Linked DNA regions of Homo sapiens: region 1 is linked to region 2. Evidence: read pairs that join two places in POLR2A ChIA-PET (ENCODE). Cell type or tissue: OCI-LY7. All regions are shown on one strand. Links, peaks and the distances in the headings refer to the core of each region. The heading gives the core; the rest is flanking DNA. Region 1 has its middle 12 kb from the start of OSBPL3. Region 2 overlaps OSBPL3 (oxysterol binding protein like 3).

Region 1 (12,838 bases), core at 5,254-10,253, 61 kb after region 2:
GCTGTATATCCTAAGTGTAATAATAATAGCCCATGCGTTTTAAGCATTTATGTGCCAGGCATTGCCAAACTGGGCTGCCAATTGCCATAGCTCCTGCCACCATTAGGAGGCCGCCTGTCAAATCAGAAAGATTTGGCAGAATTGCCAGAACCCTACTCCTTCTGTTACAAGCCACACCAGCAAAAAGTGTGCTTTGAATCCTGCTTCTTCCTTTATTACCTCTTTCCTGAATTCATGTCTTATGTAAGTGCATTGGGTTGGTACCTTCTAAACCACATCTGCAAATCTAACTGCGGGGGATTTGCAATGCAATTTTATCTCTCTGGCCTCTACACTATAGAAAAGCATATTAGAAGGAAATTGGGTTAGAAGTTGAGTGATCCAAGCCACAGCATTCACCATATATTTTCCTCCAAATCTCCAACAAATATGTTGGCAGAAAAAGTCGTTATGTGTTATGCTTTCGAGTATGTTTCCTTTTTTATAGAGTAACCCAGAAGACCTTTGTGAATTCCCCCTCATTTCCCATCTCCATATCCACTAACATCACCACTGTAGTATAAACCACCATCGTTTCTTGCCTGGAAAATTGCAACAGACCAGGAGCCACCATTGCTCTTACTATAAGCCCTTCTCTACTCTGAAGCCAGAGTGATTTTTTTTTTTTTTTTTTTTTTGAAGCTGGGTCTCACTCCACCCTACAAACTGGAGTGAAGTGGCAGGCAGAATCATGGCTCACTGCAGCCTCAAACTCCTAGGCTTAAGCAATACTCATGCCTCAGCCTCCCGAGTAGCTGAGACTACAGGCACACACCACCATGCCTGTCTAATTTTTGCATTTTTTGCTAGAGATGGGGTTTCACCATGTTGCTTAGGCTGGTCTCAAAGTCCAGGGCTCAAGCTGTCAGCCCACGTGAGCCTCCCAAGATGCTGGGATTACAGACATGAGCCACTATACCTGGCCCAGAGTGATTTTTTTTTAACCCAAATCTGATCATGAACATCTTCCACAGTTTCCCATTGCTCTTAGGATAAAGACTAAACTACTTACATGGTTCTCAACGTTCCACGTGGTCTGACATCTAACCAGCTTCATCCTGTGTCAAGTTCCCCCTTCTTCCTTTCCCTTTCTCCACATTGATCTGCTTCCAGGACTTTGTTCCTTCCAGGCATGGGGCATTGGGACAAACTTGCCCCACTCTCTGCTGGAATATGCTGTTCCTTTCTCTTCATTTAGTTAACGCAGACTTCCTTCAGACCTCCTTCAGTCATCTGTTCCTCTGGGAAGTCCTCCTTGACGTTCACAGTCAGGTCAACTCAGCCTATCATTGCTCTGGTTGAAACTAAGTTGTGTGTGTTTTTTGGAGGGGTGTGGAGGAGTTGTTTGTTTTGGTAGAACCTATCACAGTTGAAATTATGTTTATTTTTTGTGATTTTTCTGATTAATTTCTGTCTTCTAGCTGGATTGTAGGCTCCACAACGTGAAGATCATGTATATTTTTAGTCTCCTGCCAACCTAAATAACAAACAGAGAGGCTCTCTAAAAGAAAATGATATTTATTCATGGATAGGGCATTCCAGTGGGAGTATGTGTGCCATAGTCACCTATGTGTGTATTCAGGGAGGTAAAGGCTTTTAAGGGAAAAGTGAAGAGCATTACATTAATTGTTTCTGAGATAATTATCCTTGGCTTCAAGGATCAATAACAAAGGTGGTGCCAGTTTGAGGTTGGACAGGCAGTTGCTGGGTAGACACCCTTGCAGAGGTATTTTTTTGTGCAAGGTTGTGGTTTCTGCAGAGTCTTTGGGGACAGTTCTGGGTATCAGGCATACAAGCCTGGGAACTCTCCCTTCATGGCTTTCCCCACCTCTGTTTGTCAGAGTTTTTAACACAAATGACTCCATTTTGATTCTGACAACTTTCACACTCTCAGTGCCTGTCTCAATACCTAGCACCTAGTAAGCATTCAAATATTCGTTGAATGAATAAACAGAATCCCAAAGAATAAACTTGAATGGTGGCTGGAGCTGGGGAGATGGGAGGTGGATGCCCATTCCAGGCCCAGTGAGCAGAGATGTTATTAGAGTTAATGTGCTAGTGTTCAGGTCACAGAGATAATTTTGTAGCAACTTGACAACGGAAAGATGCTGCCTCCTTTAAAGTTGCTATTTTGCCAAGGTCATAAGTTAACTGATTTTTATTTTATCCCTTTCCTTTTCAATATATTTCCTTATTCCTTAAAATGTCCACATCAACTCTGCCAAATGTATCAAAAGAAATGGCAGAAGTGGGCTTAGTTTGGCTGCCTCCATCCTGCCATAGGCGGGTTCACATAGACCTTTCCCTATTTACAGAAATGGAAACTAGGAATCCTCCATGTCTGTGTATAGTGTTACCTTTACTTGAAGTAAATTCTTCACCTTTGTGTTAGCCTCTTCTTAACTCCACAACACTGTGGAGTGTGATAGTCCAGTTGCTGTGGATCAGTAGGGAATTGTATGTAAGAGTCATTTCACGATAATTCTTGAGAGTATTTCACAAAGGTGAAAATTGTGTTTTCGCATTATGTTGTGGTATCTCATGTGACTTAAGATGCCTCATATTATATTTATTATATATTTATTTGGGTGCCCATTTTATATTTCTTTCTAAATTATAAGCTCTTTTTCTTATTCTTCTTGGGTGTCCTCCTTTCACATAGCACATAAAAGACATTCCGTATATTGCTGGTTAAACAACACTGTGGAGATATGAAAAAGGCTAGCACAAAGGTGAAAAACTTTTTTTAACCTGTGGTTTCATCAAAAGAAAGTGCCCTGTTCCCTGATGCTTATTTCTTACACGCAATTCCCTACTGATCCACAGCAATTGGAATATCACACTCAGATGAAATTGGTACTTCAGGGAAGAAACTGTGACTATCTTGCTCTTGTTCTTACAGACTGTTAAGATAATAAACTGAATTCCTGTAACCAAAAATAAACTTGTCTATGAAGAGTATATGCTTAGAATGAGACATATCAATACCTATATAATCCTTTTTTTTTTTTTCCTTCCTCAAGGTGAGTGCAACTTGCTAGGACTATGAGATGGGGAAGAAAGTCTGATGATTCCAAAAGAATGATCTTTCAGTGTTTGCTTTACCCCAGTATTTCTTGCAAAAGAAACTGTGTACAAAATAACATCAAAACAATAGCAAAAACAAAAAACAATAGAAGTTAGACAAGCGTGGTGGCACACACCTGTAGTCCCAGCTACTTGGGAGTCTGAGGTAGGAGGATCACTTGAGCCTAGAAGCTCAAGGCTATAGTGGGCTATGATCATGTCTATGAAAAGCCACTGCACACAAGCCTGGGCAATATAACAAGACCCTGTCTCTAAAATAATATTAATAATAATAGTAATAGAAGTTAAAGAAAATGAATAAAATTGCCTATAATGCTACCTACAAAAAAGCTATTTTTATTGTTCAATGTTTCCTTCTAATATTTTTTCATGTAGTTGTATTTTTAGAGTAAATACACACTTAAGTTATATTTCTGATTTGATATTATATACGTTTTCCTAATTGTTATTTCATGATTATCAATACAATATTATATATTCATTCAAATGATCATCATGAAGACTACAAAAAGCCCTGAAAAATATGTATAATATCAATTTAACTTGTACCATAACAGAAATAACTGAAGTTTGAATACAAAAAAGACTAGGTTTAAGTACTATTTTTTCAATTTAGTAGTTCTTTCATCTTAGGCAAGTAATTTAACCTTTCTCAATTTTTGCCTCTTCATTTTAAAAATGAAATTCCTAATAGCTGCCTCACAGTTTATTACAGGGATTGAAAGCAATAACATGATCAGCTGAGGTAGGTCCTTAAGGAAAGGAAGATACTTATAAAAATTTATTTTTTAGTAATTTCACTTTTAATAAACCTCCCTTTCACAAAGAAATCTAATTGATCTCTCTTTTAATCATGTTACAGTGAAGTATCTATTTGCCCACTAGTTCCTTCTTAGGGAAATTTCTAGAGTGGAGTTACTGGGTTAAAAGATGTGCCATGAATATGGCTCTGAAAATTGCTCTCCTCGAGCCTGTGCTAGCTGGTGTTGCTGTGGCGATGTTGGAGCCTGTTGCTCTCACCCCATCCTCTCCCACATTATAGAGCCACATTTCTAAAGGAAGTGGACAATAAGTATACATTGAACCAATAAGAGTCAGAAATACTGCTTGTTTATCCAGTAAGCTGAACCATGTATTCCTTGAATAGGATGGTACCTGGGCAACCTCTTCCCAACTAACAGAAATGGAAAATCATAATAGCTCCGTAGGATGAAGGAGTCTGAGCTCTGGGAGGCTGAACATTCTTCGCTGCATTGACCATTTGTGTTTAGCTGAAGGCTAGCTAGCGTGTGCTTGAACCACAAGCAACTGTCACTTTAAGGAGCTTGAACCCCGGGGAGTACCTCACGTGGGTACTCTTCTTACTGGGGGAAGCAGACCAAAAAGACCTCAACTTTACAAGTTCTGTCCTGATCACCACTCCCAGAGACTCAATCTGTCATGGTGGGCATTCGCTTGTCAGTGACTGCTCTAAGCATGAATGGGCTTATGCCCCAATTCTGGACAGCAAGACAGGAAGGTAGCTCTGCTCAGGGATTTGGAATCACTTGTGTCCTGAATAACATGAACTCAGAACAATGTTGGTATGAAACAACTTACATAACACCAGCATTATGTTGTAGTGTCTCATGTGACTTCAGATGCCTCATATGATATTTATTATATATTTATTTGGGTAAACAATTGTATATTTATTTATATTTGGGCATATAAATGTGGGAATTTATATTCCCTTCTGAATTGTAAGCTCTTTTTCTTATTCTTCTTGGATGTCCTCCATTCACATAGCACATAAAAGACGTTCCATAAACTGTTGGTTAAACAAATGCGTAAATACATTTTGTTCAAAAACTACAATCTAGGCCAGGTGCAGTGGCTCACACCTGTGATCCCAGCACTTTGGAAGGCCAAAGCAGGAGGACTGCTTGAGCCCAGGAGTTTCAGATTAGCCTAGGCAACATAGCAAGAGCCTCTTCTCTATGAAACAACAAAAATAACAACAAAACACTACAATCTAAATTCACTTAACAAGGTAGTGGAATTATATTTTAATTGTCTGCTAGGATACTTTAGCTCCAAATAAGAGAAATTCAATTAAAGATCACTTAAAAAAGATGTATTATCACACAGCAAGAAGTCTGGAGATATGGTGACTTCAGCCTGGGTTCATTCAGTGGTTCAAACATGTCAGCAAAAGACTCAGGTTCTTTCTGTATCTCTGCTTTGCCAAGTTTACCATGAGGATTTTCTCCTCAGTCTGGATGTACATAGCAGTTATCAATATCATGTCAGGAAATATTCATGTCCAGAGGCAGAAAAGAATACACCTTCCTTGAGCACATTCTATAAGTACAAAAACCTCTCCTAGAAGCCCCCAGCTGAATTACCTTTGTGTATCATTGGTCAGAATTGGGGCCCATGCCCATTCATACTTAAAGCAGACATTAGGCAAGACAAAATTTCTGCCATGACTGATTTAGACCATAGGGTTCATACCTGAAAAACAAAACAAAAAACTGGAGTTCAATTCGTAAATGTAGAAGGAAGGCAGGTGTGCAGCATAAACCACACAGTTTGCACAGACAGTTCAGGCCACTCTTATGAGTTAAGGAATTTTGAGAACCTTCCCTACATCTAGGTTCCCAGAGGCCAGTCAGGGGCCAGCCTTGCAAGCAGGCCTTTCTAAGGAAGCAGTCTTAGGCCTGCCATTCATTTTTTCTGCACATTTCTACATTCGAAGTGTGGCTTGTCCACAAGCCAAGCCCCTTGAGCCCCATTGAAGAAGGAAAGAACTTCATTGTTTCCTTCTCAAGAGCAGGCTGAGCAAGTGCATTTTCAAGTATTTCTTTACGGTCTTGGCTGTGTATTCATGGCAAGACCCACATGGCTTCTTTTAGGAAATGAAATGACGTTTCGTTAGGAAATGCATGTTAGACTGAGGGAGCTGGTGTGGAAACCTTTCTAGGGCTGCTCAAAGGGTGCTAAACCATGTCAGTGAGACCTCAACCCACTGTGACTGATACAGCAAGGGGGAAATGGGAAATAGATCTCACGAATGCAGCCAAGAGTGTTGCTATATCTCCTTTTAATCCTAAATAGAAAGTAAAACGTGTGGGAAGACAGAGGTGTCAAAGCAGTCCTTCCTGCCCTTTCCAACTCTCTAATTCCCATGTGTGACATTCCTGCCCTTCCCTCACATAAGCTTAGAACATTTGTTCTGAATCTTCCCTTCTCCTGCGGGTCTCTTCCCATTTTCTATCAATTTTTCATACAAGGTGGCTGCCAGGTACGTTGCTTCTTCTTCATATGGCCAGTCGCCTCTCCAGGACAATCCCCCAACCTCTGTACAAATATCCATTCTGGTCCTCCTACTTCCACTCACATCTCACATCTACTGGGCTCAGAAGTTCCAGGGTGCTCTTCTTCATTTATCATTTTCGTCACATAATTCTACTGCTTGAGATATGGCACTCAAAGTCCCTTAGAACATGAGCTAATCTTCATGCCGCCTCTTCAAACTAAAAGCTTATTACTTTTAAAAAGGCATTTGACTCTCTGTAAGGCCTTATTTATTTCCCCTGTCTAATGCTAGGTTTTGATGGAAATCCGTCAAGATGGTATCATACTTATCCCTGCCTTTTTACCTCCCAAAAATGCTGACCATAGTTGAAATTTTAACCTTTCACATATAATTCAGGGTCACTATTTCTTACATTAATTATTAAAGTAAGATAATGATGACTTCAAGAATTGAGATGTTTAAAGTCATTTGTCCTACCACAAACCAACTTCTGATACTTTGAGTGCTTACGTATTACGAAAATAATAAAGATTTATTGAGCCTTTCCCATGTTCTGGGCACAATTCTAAGTGCTTAAGCCTCATTTAATCCTAACAATTTCATGAGCTAATTACCATTACCAACTCGGTTTTAGAGATGAGAAAACTGAGGTGGAAAAGTTAGGAACCCCACAAATGTGCACAACAGCATCGCTCATAACAGCAAAAAAGTGGGAGCACCTCAAATGTACATCAAGTGAAGAATGAATAAACACAATTTTGCATATCCATAAAATGGAACATTATACATAAATAATAAATATAGCCATAAAATGGAATGAAGTACTGATGCATGCTACCTCCCAAAAATAAAACTTAGAACTTTGTGCTAAGTGAAAGAAGCCAGATACAAAAGACCATATACTGCATGATTTCATTTATAGAGAACGTCCAGAATAAATAAATCCATAGGGATAAGTGGAGATTTGTGACTGTGTGGGGCTAAGAATGGGGGAAACTGCATAATGGGTTCAGGGTTTTACTCTGGAGTGACAGCAATGTTTAAGAACTAGATAGAGGTGGCCACTGCACAACGTTGTGAATGTTCTAAATGCCACTGAACTGTACACTTGAAAATGGGTAATTTATTTTTTTGTTTGTTTTGGTTTGTTTTTTTGTTTTTTTGAGACAGAGTCTCACTCTGTCACCCAGGCTGGAGTGCAGTGGCGCAATCTTGGCTCACTGCAACCTCTGCCTCCCAGGTTCAATCGATTCTCCTGCCTCAGCCTCCCGAGTAGCTGGGACTACAGGCATGCTCCACTACGCCCGGCTAATTTTTGTATTTTTAGTAGAGACAGGGTTTCACCATCTTGGCCAGGCTGGTCTCCAACTCCTGACCTCAGGCAATCCGCCTGCCTCGGCCTCCCAAAGTGCTGGGATTACAGGCGTGAGCCACCGTGCCTAGCCTAATTTTTAAAATTTTACCTTAATTATGATTCATTTTTCTTTTGTAAAATTGTAGATTTAGGAGGTATATGTGCAGGCTTATTACACGGATACATCACATGGAGATATGGTGAGGTCTGGGCTTCTAGCATACCCATCACCCAAATAGTGAACTTTGGGTTCACCATTACCCAACAGGTAAGTTTTCAACCCTTGTCCCCTTGCCACCCTCTCGCCTTTTGGAGTCCCCAGTGTCTGTTATATCCATCTTTATATCCACGTGTACTCATTGTTTAGCTCCCATGCGTAAGTGAGGACATGCGGTATTTGATTTTCTGTTTCTGAGTTTGTTCACTTAGGAAAATGGCCTCCAGCTTCATCCATGTTGCTGCAAAATACATGATTTCATTCTTTTCTTATGGCAGCTTTGTATTCTGTGACGTATATGTACCACATTTTCTTTATCCAATTATTTAATTGATTAAAAGTCATAAGAAAGGGAGAAAGGATTCAACATTAAAAATGCTGCCAAGAGAATTAGTTCATAAGTGAAAGGACGTTATTTTCTCAAGGAAGGCACTGATGTCCACTGACAGCAGTTTTAGTGGAGGCTGAAGTCAGATTTTTTTTTCCCATAAAATAAGAATAAATGTACTCTAGGTGAGGACCAAAGCAGCAACGCTTTTGAGGAAAGCATATGAACTTTTTGACATTCTTTCTGACTGTTAAGAAGTATTTTGTGTTTAATTTCCACACAAGATTTTATTTGTTGTCCTAAAAATACATGAAAATATTGAAAATAAGTAAAAGTTTACAACTAGCAGCTTTATTATGTACTCTTGCACAATAAGGATTTCCTAAAATTTCATTAGATTACAGCTGTTCTCTGGAAATTGTGATTAAAAGAATGTCCAACATCATTTTTAAAATATAGCAAAATTCTGCATTCAACTATGTATGAAAACAAATTCTGTCATCTAATAAAATATTAATACACATTTTCCCAAACAGGAAATTATCTTCCAGAATTGTAAAAATGTGTGTTTTTAAGGAGCCAGAAATGACAGAAAATTAGAGTTAGGAAGCAAAGATATATAAGAAGCACCTATTATAAATATGTTCGATTTTCTAAATATGTTACAATAATAAATCATGAACAAAATTAGAAAAAATGGAAATAAAGTAAGCAAAAAGTTTTCAGTAGATTAAAGAAAAGAAATATTTGTGGATTGGATTCAGTTCAATTTTTAAATGGCATTCTTTGGAAAACAATGTTAATCAACTGACTTGGTATTTCTATTATTTTTTAATTTATAGTTTCAGTTTTAAATATTGCAGAACATGTTAATGATTGGTTTTTAAAATTTTTGTATTTGGTTTCTTAAATTGTAACATCTTATCTGTGTATTTTCATCTAGTTATTTTCTTATACATTTTGAGAAAACTTTATAAACTTGACCTTCACATTTTCATTTGATTTATTTTACTCTCAATCCTGTTTTCTCTGTTAAGTACTTTAATGCTTTTTTTGTTTATTATCATATATTCATCTCATTTGTGTCATTATACATTTTACCTGGCTACATTTTAGCTCAGTTGTTAATGCCTTAAAATTGTTTAACTTTATTGAATTTATACTTTCTTACTTTGAACTGCTGAAGAGTTTTCAAATAATATATTCTGACCCATAATTTAATAATTAAATAATTTTATGAGGTGTCTTCTTACTCTGTCTTCAGAAAGATGTTTCTCTTTTTAGTTTTTTGCTTTTGTTTATATTTTCAATTTTCTGTTTTGTTTAATTGGCCCTTATATTGGTTGCTGTCTCATTTTTTTAATAAGAAATCATGCTTACACATGAATTTCATGTTTTCATCTTATTTATATAAATGTCTGAGATACAGATGTAATTTTGTTACATAGATATATTGTGTAGTGGTAAAGTCAGGGCTTTTAGGGCATCTATCATCAGAACAAAGTACAATTGTACCGATTAAGTAATTTCTCATCCTCCACTTAAGTCCCACGCCTCACCTTTCTGAGTCTACACTGTCTATCATTCCACACTCTATGTTCTTGTGTACACGTTATTAAGCTTCCACTTATAGGTGAGAACCTGTGGTATTTTTTTTCTGTTTCTGAGTTGTTTCACTTAAGATAATGGCCTCCAGTTTCATCTGTGCTGCCTTAAAAAGACATGATTTCATTCTCTGAGAAATGAATTGTCAAATAAGAATTGAATTTCCTTTGGCTCTATTCTCTTTTTAATTGGGTTCTATGATGCACTTCAATAAACTAAAAACACAAGCTAACAGAAGAGGGGCAAGTCTAAAACCTAATAAAGTGCTTTTCTCAAATGTGACTGTGTAGGACCTAATGGGATCTCTCCTTATCTATTAAACCCCACCCAGCCCCTGAACGTCTACTTGAGAGTGTCTTCTCTGCTTCTACAATGTTTAGATTCCAAACGTATTTATCAATCTAAAATTACACAATTATCAGTAATTGCAAATCTTCCCGTAGAGTTCATGCATTTAAGTCACTTGTATAGATTTCCTCTTATCTATACCATTTTATAAACTGAAAGTTCTTAAGTATAAGATATCTCATACCTTGAAAAATAGGGTAAAAGTAGAATTTTAATATCCAAAATGCAAGGCTTCCAAATAATACCTTTTTTTGTTGTTGTTGTCGTTGTTGTTTTTTATTATACTTTTTCTAGGGTACATGTGCACAATGTGCAGATTTCTTACATAGGTATACATGAGCCATGTTGGTTTGCTGCACCCATCAACTTGTCAATTACATTAGGTATTTCTCCTAATGCTATCCCTCCCCCAGCCCCTCACCCCCTGACAGGCCCCGGTGTGTGATGTTCCCTGCCCTGCGTCCAGGTGTTCTCATTGTTCAATTCCCACCTGTGAGTGAGAACATGCAGTGCTTGGTTTTCTGTCCTTGTGATGGTTTGCTCAGAATGATGGTTTCCAACTTCATCCAAGCCCCTGTAAAGGACATGAATTCATCCTTTTTTATGGCTGCTTAGTATTCCATGGTGTATATGTGCCACATTTTCTTAATCCAGTCTATCACTGATGAACATTTGGGTTGGTTCCAAGTCTTTGCTATTGTGAATAGTGCCACAATAAACATACACGTGCATGTCTTTATAGTAGCATGATTTATAATCCTTTGGGTATATACCCAGTAATGGGGTCGCTGGGTCAAATGGTATTTCTAGTTCTAGATCCTTGAGGAATCGCCACACTGTCTTCCACAACGGTTGAACTAATTTACCCTCCCACCAACTGTGTAAAAGCATTCCTATTTCTCCACATCCTCTCCAGCCACTCTTGTATCCTGACTTTTTAATGATCGCCATTCTAACTGGCATGAGATGGTATTTCATTGTGGTTTTGATTTGCATTTCCCTGATGACCAGTGATGATGAGCATTTTTTCATGTGTCTGTTGGCTGCATAAATGTCTTCTTTTGAGAAGTGTCTGTTCCTATCCTTTGCCCACTTTTTGATGGGGTTGTTTGTTTTTTTCCTGTAAATTTGTTTAAGTTCTTTGTAGATTCTGGATATTAGCCCTTTGTCAGATAGGTAGATTGCAAAAAGTTTCTCCCATTCTGTAGGTTGCCTGTTCACTCTGATGGTAATTTCTTTTGCTGTGCAGAAGCCCTTTAGTTTAATTAGATCCCATTTATCTATTTTGGCTTCTGTTGCCATTGCTTTTGGTATTTTAATCATGAAGTCCTTGCTCATGCCTATGTCCTGAATGGTATTGCCTAGGTTTTCTTCTAGAGTTTTTATGGTTTTAGGTCTAACATTTAAGTCTTTACTCCATCTTGAGTTAATTTTTGTATAAGATGTAAGGAAGGGATCCAGTTTCACCTTTCTACATATGGCTAGCCAGTTCTCCCAGCACCATTTATTAAATAGGGAATCCTTTCCCCATTGCTTGTTTTGTCAGGTTTGTCAAAGATCAGATGGTTGTAGATGTGTGGTGTTATTTCTGAGGCCTCTGTTCTGTTCCATTGGTCTATGTATCTGTTTTGGTACCAGAACCATGCTGTTTTGGTTACTGTAGCCTTGTAGTATAGTTTGAAGTCAGGTAGCGTGATGCCTCCAGCTTTGTGCTTTTGGCTTAGGATTGTCTTGGCAATGCAGGCTTTTTTGGTGCCATATGAACTTTAAAGTAGTTTTTTTCTAATTCTGTGAAGAAAGTCATTGGTAGCTTGATGGGGATGGCATTGAATCTATAAATTACCTTGGGCAGTATGGCCATTTTCACAATATTGATTCTTCCTATCCATAAGCATGCAATGTTCTTTCATTTGTTTGTGTCCTCTTTTATTTCACTGAGTAGTGGTTTGTAGTTCTCCTTGCAGACGTCCTTCACATCCCTTGTAAGTTGAATTCCTAGGTATTTTATTCTCTTTATAGCAATTGTGAATGGGAGTACACTCATTATTTGGCTCTCGTTTGTCTGTTATTGGTGTATAAGAATGCTTGTGATTTTTGCACATTGATTTTGTATCCTGAGACTTTGCTGAAGTTGCTTATCAGCTTAAGGAGATTCTGGGCTGAGACGATGGGTTTTCTAAATATACAATCATGTCACCTGCAAACAGGGACAGTTTGACTTCCTCTTTTCCTAATTGAATACCCTTTATTTCTTTCTCTTGCCTGATTGCCCTGGCCAGAACTTCCAACACTATATTGAATAGGAGTGGTGAGAAAGGGCATCCTTGTCTTGTGCTGGTTGTCAAAGGGAATGCTTCCAGTTTTTGCCCATTCAGTATGATATTGGCTGTGGGTTTGTCATAAATAGCTCTTATCATTTTGAGATACATTCCATCAATACCTAGTTTATTGGGAGTTTTTAGCATGAAGCGCTGTTGAATTTTGTCAAAGGCGTTTTCTGCATCTGTTGAGATAATCATGTGGTTTTTTTCGTTGGTTCTGTTTTTACATTTATTGATT
Region 2 (12,838 bases), core at 3,735-8,734:
CTGGCATGCACCAGGCTGCCCTTGCATATACCTTGTATATATATTACAACACTATTACAATAAAGATACTTACATGCTTCTCTCCTACCTGAACTGTAAGCTCCTGGAGGACCTGGTCTCTATGATTCCTATATCCTGCTGCCTAGCAAAACACCTGTCATATGATAGGTACTCAAAAAATTCTTGATGAACTAATAATTGCATCCATGTAAATAAAACCAATGTAGTCAATGTTGTAAGAAACAGACTGCTGGCATTATTTTGAGTTGAATGGAAGAAAATTGGAATGGATATAATCACGAATTTTTATTCAAATAGATTTTTTTGTAGTGAGCTTTGGATTCCAAGAGTTACTTAATCATCCTCAAGCATGCTACAAGAGAAAATGCTTGGGGATCTTTGACTCAGTTAGAAGCAATGCTGCTTCCATTGTATGTCTGGAACTCATTTCAAGAGGATTCGTATGTCTTCACTTCTAGTCCTAGATATCTCTGAAAGAAAACCCAAAAGAAAGAAGCCAGCAGGGGAATTGACAAAAACGAAGATATATTTTATGTGCAGTTTAGAGTTTTCTGAATAGCATTTTTATAAGGTACAAGCTTGCAGGCCTTAAAATATGACTCAGAACACCAACTGTGATGCCAACGTTTTTATTTTTAGACTTTTTAGCAGAGAATATGGCAATAAATCCAAGCTACTCAGTCTACAAATCCTCTAAACTTCCTCCTAGAGAACAGAATAGCACTTGGCATTTCTTGGGGTATTATTTTACTTGCATATATAGTTATGCTAGTAAAATTTTGGTGACTAAAGAAGAATTAATAACTGAAGCTCTCAATGATTCCCATGATTACTGCTTAAGTTGGCAAAATATCCTCAGGCACAGAAGAAGCTTGCTGATGAAAATGTGTATGGGTGGATTGTTCAGTTTTTTTCACCGTGATACACTTGCTTGTAGTTATGTCTGTGTTCTGAGACAAGTGGTAAGGGCATAATAACAGAAGGTTTACCATTTTGAGAGAGAAAATAGGACTACAGAAAATTCAATGGCATGATAAAAATATTTTACACTTTATACCAACTGTGCTTTGCTGTTCCACACCTTAGCTTCTCACTACCCTATCTCTTTTTGTAAAGAAAAAAAATGCTTCTTGAGGTATAATTTATATCCAATAAAATGCACCTGATACGGTTTGGGTCTGTGTCCCTGCTCAAATTTTAATCTCCAGTGTTGGAGGTAGGGCCTGGTGGGAGGTGATTGGATCATGGAGATAAATTTCCCCTTTGGTGCTGTTCTCATGATAGTGAGTATTGTGAGATCTTGTTGTTCAAAAGTGTGTAGCACCTCCTCCTCTCTACCTTCCTCCTGCTCAGGCCATGAAAGATGTGTCTGCTCCCCCTTCGCCTTCTGCCATGATTGTAAGTTTCCTGAGGCCTCCCGAACCATGTGTCCTGTACAGCCTGAGAATGGTGAGCCAATTAAACCTTCCTTTTTGTTTTTTTTTTTTTTTGAGATGGAGTCTCGCTCTGTCACCCAGGCTGGAGTGCAGCAGCACGATCTCAGCTCACTGCAAACTCCGCCTCCCAGGTTCACGCCATTCTCCTGCCTCAGCCTCCCGAGTAGCTGGGACTATAGGCGCCCGCCACCACACCCGGCTACTTTTTTGTCTTTTTAGTAGAGACGGGGTTTCACCGTGTTAGCCAGGATGGTCTCGATCTCCTGACCTCGTGATCTGCCCACCTTGGCCTCCCAAAGTGCTAGGATTACAGGCATCAGCCACCGTGCCCGGCCACCTCTTGTCTTTATAAATTACCCAGTCTCAGGGTATTTCTGTATAGCAGTAAGAGAATACAGCACCCCTTTTAAGTGTACAGACTGATGAGTTTGGAGCAAATGTATATGCCTATGTAACCATCGCTTCAATCAACACCTCAAAGAACATTCCCTCACCCAAAGAGCTCCCTCATGCCCTTTTGCAGTCAACTCTAACCCTGATGCCTCTGATTTCTATCACTACCATCTGGTTTTACCTGTTCTAGGACTTTGTATTAATGGAATCATACAGAATATGCTCTTTTCTTTTATGGCTCCTTCACCTCAATATGATGTTTCTGAGTTTCAGCCATGTTGTTGCTAATATCAGTGGTCCCTTCTTTTTTGCTGCTGAGTAGCATTTTGTTGTATAAATGCACCACAATTTATCTGTTCACCAGCTGATGAACATTTGAGTTGTTTCCAGTTTTTACTTGTTACAATCAAGCTGCTATTAACATTTGTATTACAGGCCTTTCTCTTGGGTAAATACAAAGAAGCAGTACGACGGGCCAGAGGGTAAGCGTGTTTAGCTTTAGAAATTGCCAAACTGCTCTCCAAAGTAGCTGCACCTCTTTATACTCCCACCAGCCATGTCTGACAGCTCTAGTTGCTCCACATCCTAGCCAACATTTGCTATTGTCAGTCTTTTACATTTTAGTCATGCTGATGGGTGTGCAGGTGTGCCTCACTGTAGTTTAATTTAGAAGGTCTGAAATCTGTTTCGTTCAGTGTGTAACTTTTTCCTCTTTCTAAGGAACACAGGCAATGTGGTATACTGAAAGGTCGCTGGATCAGGGTCGTTGTCGTAAATTTTATCACCAACTTTGTCATTAAATAGTTGCTAACGCCGTAAAGACCATCTATCCCACCTCATTTCTTCCCTATTGATAAAATAGTTAATTGAGCCAAATGAGGCTTAAATTCTTGTACTAAGTAAAAATGAACATCAATAAGTTTTACCAAAAATATCGCAGTACTTTCATAATAGTTTAGCACTTTTTTTTTTACAGACTGTCCCACAGGTTTCAAAGAGAATTTGTATATTAATATATTCTATTTCATGCTATAATTCTCTCCCAAATACCACACTTTTTTTTTAAGGAATAAGAATTCATCAAGAAAGGAGTTCCATTCAATGGAAGGCTCCCTCCTTGCCTGCTGCTTCCAAGCTAATTTGCCAAATCATGAACTTTGATGTGAACATTAATGCATTCCGTTTATAGTCATCTGAGTTTAATTCCAAATTGTACCTGTTTTTAAAAAACGTTTCTGATTCCAAAAGCATAAGTAATCATCCTTGGTCATGTATGTTTTGCTCACTAAGCTTTAAATTGTGGAGTGAATCAATTGGCAAATCTTTGGATTTCATTTGATATCTGCTGTATGCTTATACAATATCTCTTTACTATTGTTCAGCCTCGTATATCTAGCAATGTAAAAAAAACCAACCAAATCCCCAAAGTTAGTCTTCACCTCTCTGGGTTCTCATAGAGCAAGGTAAGGGTAAAGTAAAGGTGAAGGCATCGTTAATGATAAAGGAAGGAAAATATCATACATTCTTTATGAGAAAACTTTAGGAGTTAGAAGAAAGGGTAACTAATGATTTTTTAAGAGGTTAACCTGGAAAGGTTAATGACCAACTGAATTGATGGCTTTATTCTTCTAATTAACTAATGATCAAAGGTGAGGCAGAAATGCATGGCAAAACTGAAGGAAACTAGTTTTTTCAGTTCCAAGGAAATATGCACTAAAATAAAAAAAATGTGCAAATAAAACATCTGGTGTTTGTAGGAATACATGGGAAAAACTCAACACTTTTTGTTGTCAATTCCTGTCTAAACAAACAAATTTTATACTGCCTATCCAAGATTAAGATTACACTTAACAAAGGTTTCCCATCTCTTGTTCTAAAGATATCTCAAAATATGCCAAGAAAAAAAAAGTAAACTTTTTATTGCTGACAGCAAAAAAGACACAGGTTTCAGTGGGAGGTCTATTTCAATAGGAATGGGGGACACTGAGTTGCAGCTAAAAAAAGATCACATATTAAAAATACATATGCAGTGTACTTCAAAGGGCCTCTTACCTAAGGGGGAAATGAAGAATAAAGCCATCAATTCAGTTGGTCATTAACCTTTCCAGGTTAACCTCTTAAAAAATTTAATGAAAGTTATGGTCCAGTCTTTCCAGAAATGATTATATGGTTTTGCACAGTCCCAAAGGGTCTGGCTCTCTGAAAGCCTTCTGTGGAGTCTTTAAGGGTTTAAGAACCTAGGTTGAGGTGAAGGATTTCTGATTAAATGAATTCATCAATGAGATTTTGTCACTGAAACTTGACCTATATCCAAAAACAAGTAGGCAAACCTCTCTCCAATCCAAATGCCAAATACATACATGGTAGAATGTGAAGATGACTTTTTTAATTCCAAAAATTATTTAACATTCTCACAGGAAGTACGTGTTCAGAGGCAAAAAGTGAGCTGTGGGAAGACAGATGCTCCCAGACATCCATTTCCCAACCATTGCTTCCTGAACATCAAGGTAAGCCAACAAGTCTGAACAGTCATTTGAGGGGGTGGTGTCAGTTCCTTCCATTTCTAGAATAGGTCTTTTCTAAAAGGAGGTATTCATTGTGGGGCACAGAGGGAGGAGTATGAATGGCTAACAAAAATGTTTGTGAGCAGACTGAAAAGTGTTATTTAATTTGGAAAAAAATTCAGAACTATAGGTGAAAAGAGATAATTTGGGAACTCTGGGTTATAAGTTATGTGCCTGTCTGTGGTAGGCAGAATAATGGTCCACAAATATGTCCATGTTCTAACCCCCAGAAGCACTGAATGTACCTTATATGGCAAAAGGGACTTCTCAGATATGATGGGGAGATTATCCTGGATTGTCCTGGGAGGTCTGATCTAACCACAAGGGTCCTTATAAGAGGGCGTCAGGAGATGTAGAAGGCAATGTGATGATGGAAACAGAGGAAGAAAAGGAGATGTGATGTGAAGCCATGAGCCAAGGAATGCAAGCAGCCTCTAGAAGACAGAAAAAGCATGGAAGTGAATTCTCCACAAAAGCCTCCAAAAGAACAATGCCCGTTGACACCTGATTTTAGTTTTCTGACCTCCAGAACTGAAAGAAAATAAAATTGTGTTAGTTTAAGTCATAAATTTAAACAACTTAAGCTTAAAGCAACTTAATTTGCTATAGCAGTAATAGGCAACTAATATAGTCTTTCCTAAAAGAAAAAAAAAAGGAAGGGGATGTAAGGAAATAAAGAGAAGTATGAAACAGCATGTGAAAAAGCATTTTCTGATGAACAACAAACACTTGCATCAACAAGACTGATACTGTCTCAAATGTGGTCCTGAGCCAGCAATATATGGGGAAGCTGAGGCTTAATGGAAAAACATTAGGAGTTAGAAAACCTGGGCTCTCATCCTCACTCTCCCACATACAGCTGTGTCATCGCGTAAACACAACCCCTTTGGGTCTCAGTGACTGATCTGTAAAACAAAACATGTAGACTAGATGAATGATAATCTCTCCTTAACAAAGGCCAGAGGGCTTTCCCTACAGACTGGTTCAAACCAGTGGTCAGTTTTCCCATAAACCAGTTCCCATAAACCATGTCTTATTTAATTAATAAGAAATGAATGGGCACATTTGTCCCACTTTAAAGCTTCGGCAACTGAGGCTTAACAAGGTCATATTTGTCCACCATCACTGGAATTTGAATGCAGGCATTTCGGACTGAAGATCACCTTTTTATCCAGTGTACTTGCAGCATTCCCCGGTCAAGTTTCAAGCTGTGCGCCCAGGGGTCTGAGATAGGTTAGAATGCAAGAGCAAGAGAACACCACCAACACAAACCAGGATCATAAACATCCTAGAGAAAATGAAAGGGAAAAGGGGGTGCTCTGGTGAGAATGTTGATGTCCCCCTGAAATTCATACATTAAAACCTAGTCACCAATTTGATGGCATTGGGATGTGGGGTCTTTGGGAGGTGATTAGGTCATGAAGGCAGAGCCCTCATGAATGGGACTAGTGCCCTTTTAAAGATTCCCCACAGAGCTGCCTTGTCCCTTCCACCCTGTGAGCACACAGCAAAAAGGCACTGTCTACCAACCAAAAAACGAGCCTCCCAAGACACCAAATCCAATAGTACTTCGATCTTGCATTTTCCAGCCTCCAGAACTACGAGAAGTAAATTTCTGATGTTTATAAGCCACCCAGTTTATGCTATTTTGTTAGAGCAGCCCAAATGGACTAAGACAGGGGCAAAGACCAAACTGCCTTATATTCAAGCATTTGAAATGTTGGGCATTCAGGAACGATCTTTCTAAGATCACTTTTTAAAAGAAACAAAAACTTTCAAGACTCCAACTGGTCCCCGGGGACAGACCCCCACTGTTCTGTAAGGCAGAATGCCATGTTACAAACCAGTGAACCGTCTTTCCTCCATATTCAAATTCCACACCGGACCTGATGCTGCTGCACCAACTCCAGTCTTCACGGTTCACAGGAGGAGAATGGAAGGGCTGCTGCCCAAAATAGTTTAATAAGGCCAGCAGTGATTCAGAGAGTAATAACAGGCCACGCACGCAGACGCCTGCAGAACTGGGACCCAGCTGAGAGGGGGGTTCGCTGCTCAAGGTTAAAATGGGGAATAAAGAGGACAGGGACATTCAATTACACGTGTTCAAAGGAGAAAAGATCATGAGTACCACCTGCAAACTCCCAAAAAGGCAGTCAAATAAGAGGCATTTCAGCTTGACAATTTAGTAACACTGCTCTAGAGTCAAAAAAAGAACCAACCCATGAAGGTAAAAAGCAACCTTGCCAACATACACCCTTTAGAACATTTTCTCTCTCAATGGACTCTGATTTGTTACTGAATAATTTCATGGACATAACAATATGTTAAGTTTATGAATATTTAAAAAGATGCCCAACATCAGGAGAACAAAAAAAATCCAGAAAAACATCGAGAAAACTTTATTAACAGTCTCAAGCTAGTCTAAACCCCAAACAAGATTCACCCTACCATGCAAAACACTTAAATCATTAATATTTCCGATTATGCTTCCATTCCCAAGAAAAACTAGTAATTGAGCAAAACTCTAAGCTTGTGTAAAAAAGAAATGTTGCATTTCTATCATTTATTTATCTTAAACTCCAGTTGAGGCAAGTATTTGCCTATGCTCTCAGTTCTGATCATAAGTTGATATTTAAATAATTAGTTATGAGAAAAGCAAACCAATGGGTAATTCCCAAAGTTACTATCTGCTTTTGCTATCAAAGTTTGGAATTTCAGTCAAATATACAGCGAAACATATATACACAAGAGCTATGCCACTTAGCATAAATAGAGTAAAACAACAAATACTAAGATTTGTTGGCATTAAATCAGTTTAGTCTATAAATACCTTTATAGATGACATTAGAAAAGCAAAGTTTAAGAATGCAGATAGACCATGTGTGTAATAGCTCTAAAATAGGAATCTGATAGGAAGTTAATTTTCTCAGCTGGAGCCAAGAGTTCAAGCTTGTAACTGATGGAAAATAAGGTCATATTGGAGCAGTCTTTTACATGAAAAATTAAATCTCACCACTTCAATACAGGCCTCATTTTAAAAACACCAGTATCAATCATCTCAACAAATTTTTATTCAAATATTACACAGATATGGCATGTTCAACACTGATCTTATTGACAAGTGTAAGCCTGCTTTGCTGGATGTCTCAGAAGCAATAACCCTTTCATTATAATCCTTTCTTGTGTCTGAGTTTTAAGCTTTAATGACAGATAACCGAGTTCCTCAGATCAAAGACACAATAATAGCCGGGAATAGAACATAAGTGAAATGAACAGTGTCAACAACACAAAACAAAACACCTTCATTTACTGGTAGAGAATAGAGTACCTGCTGTGCCTAAATGGAAAACAACCCTCATATACTGCATGTGTTATCAAAAACATATCTATCTTTTGGCCCCCAACCACTAGGGAGTAGCACAAAGTACATTAGGGTTTCAAGAAGTCTATCATGCAAGCTGATCTTCTCAAAATCGGATTAGAAATCAGGATGAACCATATCAAGGAAACTCAGCATAACTACTTAGACGGCTTTATCCTTTAAATAAATGCTGTAAAATAGAGTTTGTCATACAGCTTACTTTTGAATGGATCTTTTCTGGAAATATTTCACCCTTCAGAAGTGATATAATGACACAGGTTTGAATTAGGCCAATTTTCAGTTATGTCTTCTGTTCCTTGGCTTGGGATTCAACATCCTTGGACTTTTGGCAACAGGCAGATGGAAACGCCAGAAATTATAATTTTGCTGAAATGCCTTCTTTCTGGGGGACTTAATTATTTCTACTGCATGGGTTTGTTTCATTTTACATAATGCATTTTCTTAAAAATTGTATGTAGCCATTTAAAATGACTCACAAGAACTTTTAGTGGCTTTTCCTTTAAGCCCCCTTTCAAAAAATATGTACAAGGTTGCTCATCATAAGGTTGTTTGTACTAGTAAAGAAAGGAAAACATCTCAATGCATAGAAAATTTGATAAATAATTTGTAGTACAACTACATAATAACCTATAAGACATCCATTAAAATGATAAAACAGGCATGAGGGAGGCTTTTTAATTGAAGAAATATATATTCACAAGAAGTTGCAAAAATACTGCAGAGTGGTCCAGTGTACCCTTCACTCAGCACCCACCAATGGTAACATCTTATGTATAACTACAATCAAAAACAGGAAATTAATATTGGCACACTACAATTAGGCTACACAGTTTACTCAGATTATGGTAAGCTACAGAACTTACTCAGAAACTCACCAATTTTTACATGTACTCACTTTGTGTGTATGTGTATATATGTATTGTATATATTTCCATAAAATGTTATCTCATATATATTTATGTAATCGCCACCACAAACAAGATACAGAATTGTCCATCACCACAGAGAAAACTACAAGGGAACTTTTTACACTACTAGAAATGGTCTATATCTTGACCTGGGTGGTGGTTAGGCCATATACTTCAGTTATACAATTTAGATTATAAAGTATGCTTATATCTAAAAAGAATGATGAAAAGTTCTATTGATTGATGGCACATTAGGTTTTTTTAAAAGTTACAAAACAATATTTATAGAATGATTCAATTCTCACATGTGTCTCTATGTGCCTGGGGGTGGGGTGGGGGAACACCAATATTTAATTTTCTTCTACAAATTCTATTTTATGTATTCTGGCATCTATTTTGCAATGAGTATGAGTTGCTTTAATAAAGCAGAGAAAAAGACCAAAAAAAAGGTATGTTCTGTATATTCTCGAAGAAGGAATCTTTTTTTTTTATTATTATACTTTAAGTTTTAGGGTACATGTGCACAATGTGCAGGTTAGTTACATATGTATACATGTGCCATGCTGGTGTGCTGCACCCATTAACTTGTCATTTAGCATTAGGTATATCTCCTAAAGCTATCCCTCCCCCCTCCCCAGGAATCTTTTTTTTTTATCACCATTTAATTCATTCTTAAGATTTCTTCTGGTTGAAAACTACCATCTTTTGTATCACTCCCCTAAAACACAACCTCTATCAACTTCATAATGAAGGGGCCTTAAGTTACTGGTTCCAGTAAAAGATAAACTTGAAAAGTTCTTCCCCATGAAGCTGAGTGAGTAAGTAAGAACATATGCGAATATTTCAAAGGAAGCTGAGACAGTGAATACAGGCTGTTACTTAGGGCTAACTTTTCCTCTCACAATCCACAAACATGAATACGTTCTTTCAATATAACCTTTAATGACCACAGACTATGTACTAAAATTATGCAAAGGTTCTCCAAGACCTCAACATGCACAAGACAAAGATCTTGCTCTTAACAAGGTCAAAACTGCAATGCAATACAATGGGCCAAGTTCTTAACACCACCAATGAGAATAAAGTCCTGGGAGTATATGGAGAAGTAAACAGCCAATTCTGTCTAGGAGTGGGAAAGCAGAATGACTCTGAGAAAGGAAGGACCCTAGCTGTGGGCCTTGAAACCTCCTATTTGGGCTTCTGCCAGGTGGCAAAGAGAAAATGAAAATAGGGGAAAGAGTCACTCTAGTCACAGAGACTGCCTGCAGGCACAAATACTTTGAGGGCCTGCTGGAGAACAGGTATGTAGAAGTTAGGGAAGATGTGAAGGGATATGATTCTGGAAACAATCGTGAATAACATGATAAAAGTTTGCCTGCATTATCCTATATGCAGTAGGAAACTCAAAGGCTTTTAAACAGAGGACTAGACTGGTATCAGTATCAAAAGTGAGTTGGAATGAGAGAATGGAATAGGAAGATAAATTATTGAGCTCTTAAAACTATATACCGGGTGAAAAACAATGAGGTCCTGACTAGAGGCAGCAACAGCAGTTGTCATAGAAAAGGATACTGTATTAGTCCATTCTTGTGCTGCTAATAAAGACATACCCAAGACTGGGTAATTTATAAAGGAAAGAGGTTTAATTGACTCACAGTTCAGCATGGCTGGGGAAGCCTCAGGAAACTTACAATCATGGCAGAAGGGGAAGCAAACATGTCCTTCTTCACATGGCGGCAGGAGAAATGCCGAGCAAAAGGGGGAAAAGGCCCTTATATTATAAAACCATCAGATGTAGTGAGAACTAACTTATTATCATGAGAACAGGATGGAGGGAACCTCTCCCATAATTCAATTTTCTCCCACCAGGTCCCTCCCACAACACGTGGGGATTATGGGAACTACAATTCAAGTTTTGTAGCAGCTTTGGGTGGGAACACAGCCAAACCATATCAGTAAATTTTTATTTCAATTGTTTAACTATTATGAATGGGCTCATTCTGTATATAATCCCCAATTTGACTTTTATGTTCAACATTATTCTTGAGGTTTACCCATAAGGATACATATAGTTTTAGTTCTTTCTGCTTTATAGAATTTAATTTACTGAGTCCATTATAGTTATTTATCCATCTTACTCATGGACATTTAGGTTGCTTCCAATGTTTTTCTCTAACAAACAATACAGCAGTGAACAGAGCATACATGAGACGTCCCAATACATGTGCCACACTTTTACATATCTGGAAATAGAACTGGAGGTTTATGGTGCTATCAGGCATAAAACATGAAACACCTTAAACCTAACTAATTACTTATTACCAAATCATTCTCCAAGCTGGTTGTTCCAAATGATATTGCCATTAATAAAACATGAGCTCCCATCTTACATGTCTTTGCCCATACTTGGTGTAGTCAAACTATTTAATTTGAACAAATTTGTGAGTGTAGAAACGATATTCTTGTTCTGGTTTTATATTATGCTTCCAGAATCGAAAGGTATTTCCAAAGTATAATCCATGAATTAGGATGTGGACAGTGAAGGACAGAGAAGAAAACTATGGAGTGTTCTGCTTGGGTAACAAAAGTAGAAATATCTGTTAGGAACTACATTTAACTGCAACCGATAAGATACTTCCTCCTTATCTCCAAATGGTGGCCTAAATATACAAGGGCTTATTTGCTATGGGCTGAAAGTTTCTGTCCCGCCAAAACTGGTATGTTGAAACCTAATCACCAACCTGATGGTATTAGGAGTTGGAGCCTTTGGGCGGTGATCAAGTCATGAGGGCTCCCCCTTTGCATGGGATTAATACCCTTATGAAAGAGAGCCCAGAGAGCTGTCTTGCCTTCCACCACGTGAGGACACAAAGAAGGCATCATCTATGATGCAGGCAGCCCTCACCAGACACTGAATCTGCCAGCACCTTGATCGTGGACTTCACAGTCTCCAGACTGTAAGCAACCCATTTCTATTGTTTATAAATTACCCGGTTTATGATATTTGTTATAGCAGCCTGAACTACTACATTGCCACATGAAAATCCACAGGTAGGCATTCCAAAGCTGATATGGCAGCTTCATGGTTATAATGACCAAAGATCCTTCTATCCCAGCTTCAATTTTCAAGGTCTCCTTAGGGACCAAGATGGCTTCTGAAACTCTAGTCATCACTCAAATTTGAAGGCCAGAAGAAGGAAAAGTTGAAGAGCAAAAGGGTATACCTCCCAGCTGAAGTTGTTTGTTTGTTTGTTTGTTTGTTTTTAGGCTTCCTGGAAGTCCCATACAATACTCCTAAATAACATACACAGGCAAGACCTTAGTCACACGGCCATACCTAGCTGCAAGGAAAACTGAATAATGAGGTTTTGTTTTGATGTGTGTGTGTGTGTGTGTGTGTGTGTGTGTGTGTGTGTGTGTGTGTGTGTGTGTTTTGAGAGCAAAACTAATGTGGCCAAGAAAGAAAAAAAAAAAAGATTGTTATTAAGGAAAAAGTATATAATGGGAGGCAACATTATTTGACATAGTAAATGATGTGATTAATTAAGATGCAGAACACAAGAACAAATGAAACAGAGTGCAAGGGGTAGGAATCAGTGTAGAAATAAAGATTAAAGAATTTTTAGCACAGAGATATTGGATGAAATCATAGGAACAGTTAAGATAGCCCAAGGAATCAGCACTGAGCAAGAAGAGATGGTGAGGTAAGTATCCCAGGAAATGCAGTATTTAAGAGAAAGAAAGAGAAAAGATAAATGAAGAAAACTAAGACATCAAGAATATTCAGAGAAGGAAGAACAACACTGTCCATAATCCAAAGGACCAAGGTCTCTGAGGATGGAGGAGGTGTAAGCTACTGGTAATTGTCTGCCCAGTAGCCATTCTCCTGTGCTTCTTTGTGGCTGACAAGAATTCCAATTTTGTTCAGCTATTAGGAAGCTATGTGCTTGAGGAGAGCTTGGGCTCCTCCCCAACCCCAGCTGTAAATCCTGACAATTCTAAACCTATCAGGTAAAATCCCATTTCCCCTTGCTATTGATTGGCTTAAGCAAGTGCATCTGAAACAATCCTGGCCAATGGAACTCTAGGGAAAGTTTGGGAAACAAAAAGTTAACATGTTGCATGTTTTAAAAA

The links. Peaks named below come from ENCODE experiments on the same cell type or tissue, not always from the same donor. Only the 100,000 strongest peaks of a DNase experiment are listed, where the experiment ranks them.
Region 1: POLR2A ChIA-PET joins it to region 2 with 5 read pairs; 6 of 35 experiments call an interaction of 5 or more read pairs at or near these places.

Annotation. Positions count from the first base shown.
Region 1 is chr7:24,985,727-24,998,564 of GRCh38, forward strand. No RefSeq gene overlaps it. Among named protein-coding and RNA genes, the nearest start is that of OSBPL3, 12 kb to the left of the region's middle. In OCI-LY7, for the core only: no CTCF peak of the experiment used is centred there; no DNase peak of the experiment used is centred there.
Region 2 is chr7:24,926,699-24,939,536 of GRCh38, forward strand. All of the region lies in intron 1 of OSBPL3 (oxysterol binding protein like 3), which reads right to left. Among named protein-coding and RNA genes, the nearest start is that of OSBPL3, 47 kb to the right of the region's middle. In OCI-LY7, for the core only: no CTCF peak of the experiment used is centred there; a DNase peak (open chromatin) is centred at 6,283; H3K4me3 peaks cover 3,131 bases; H3K27ac peaks cover 3,288 bases.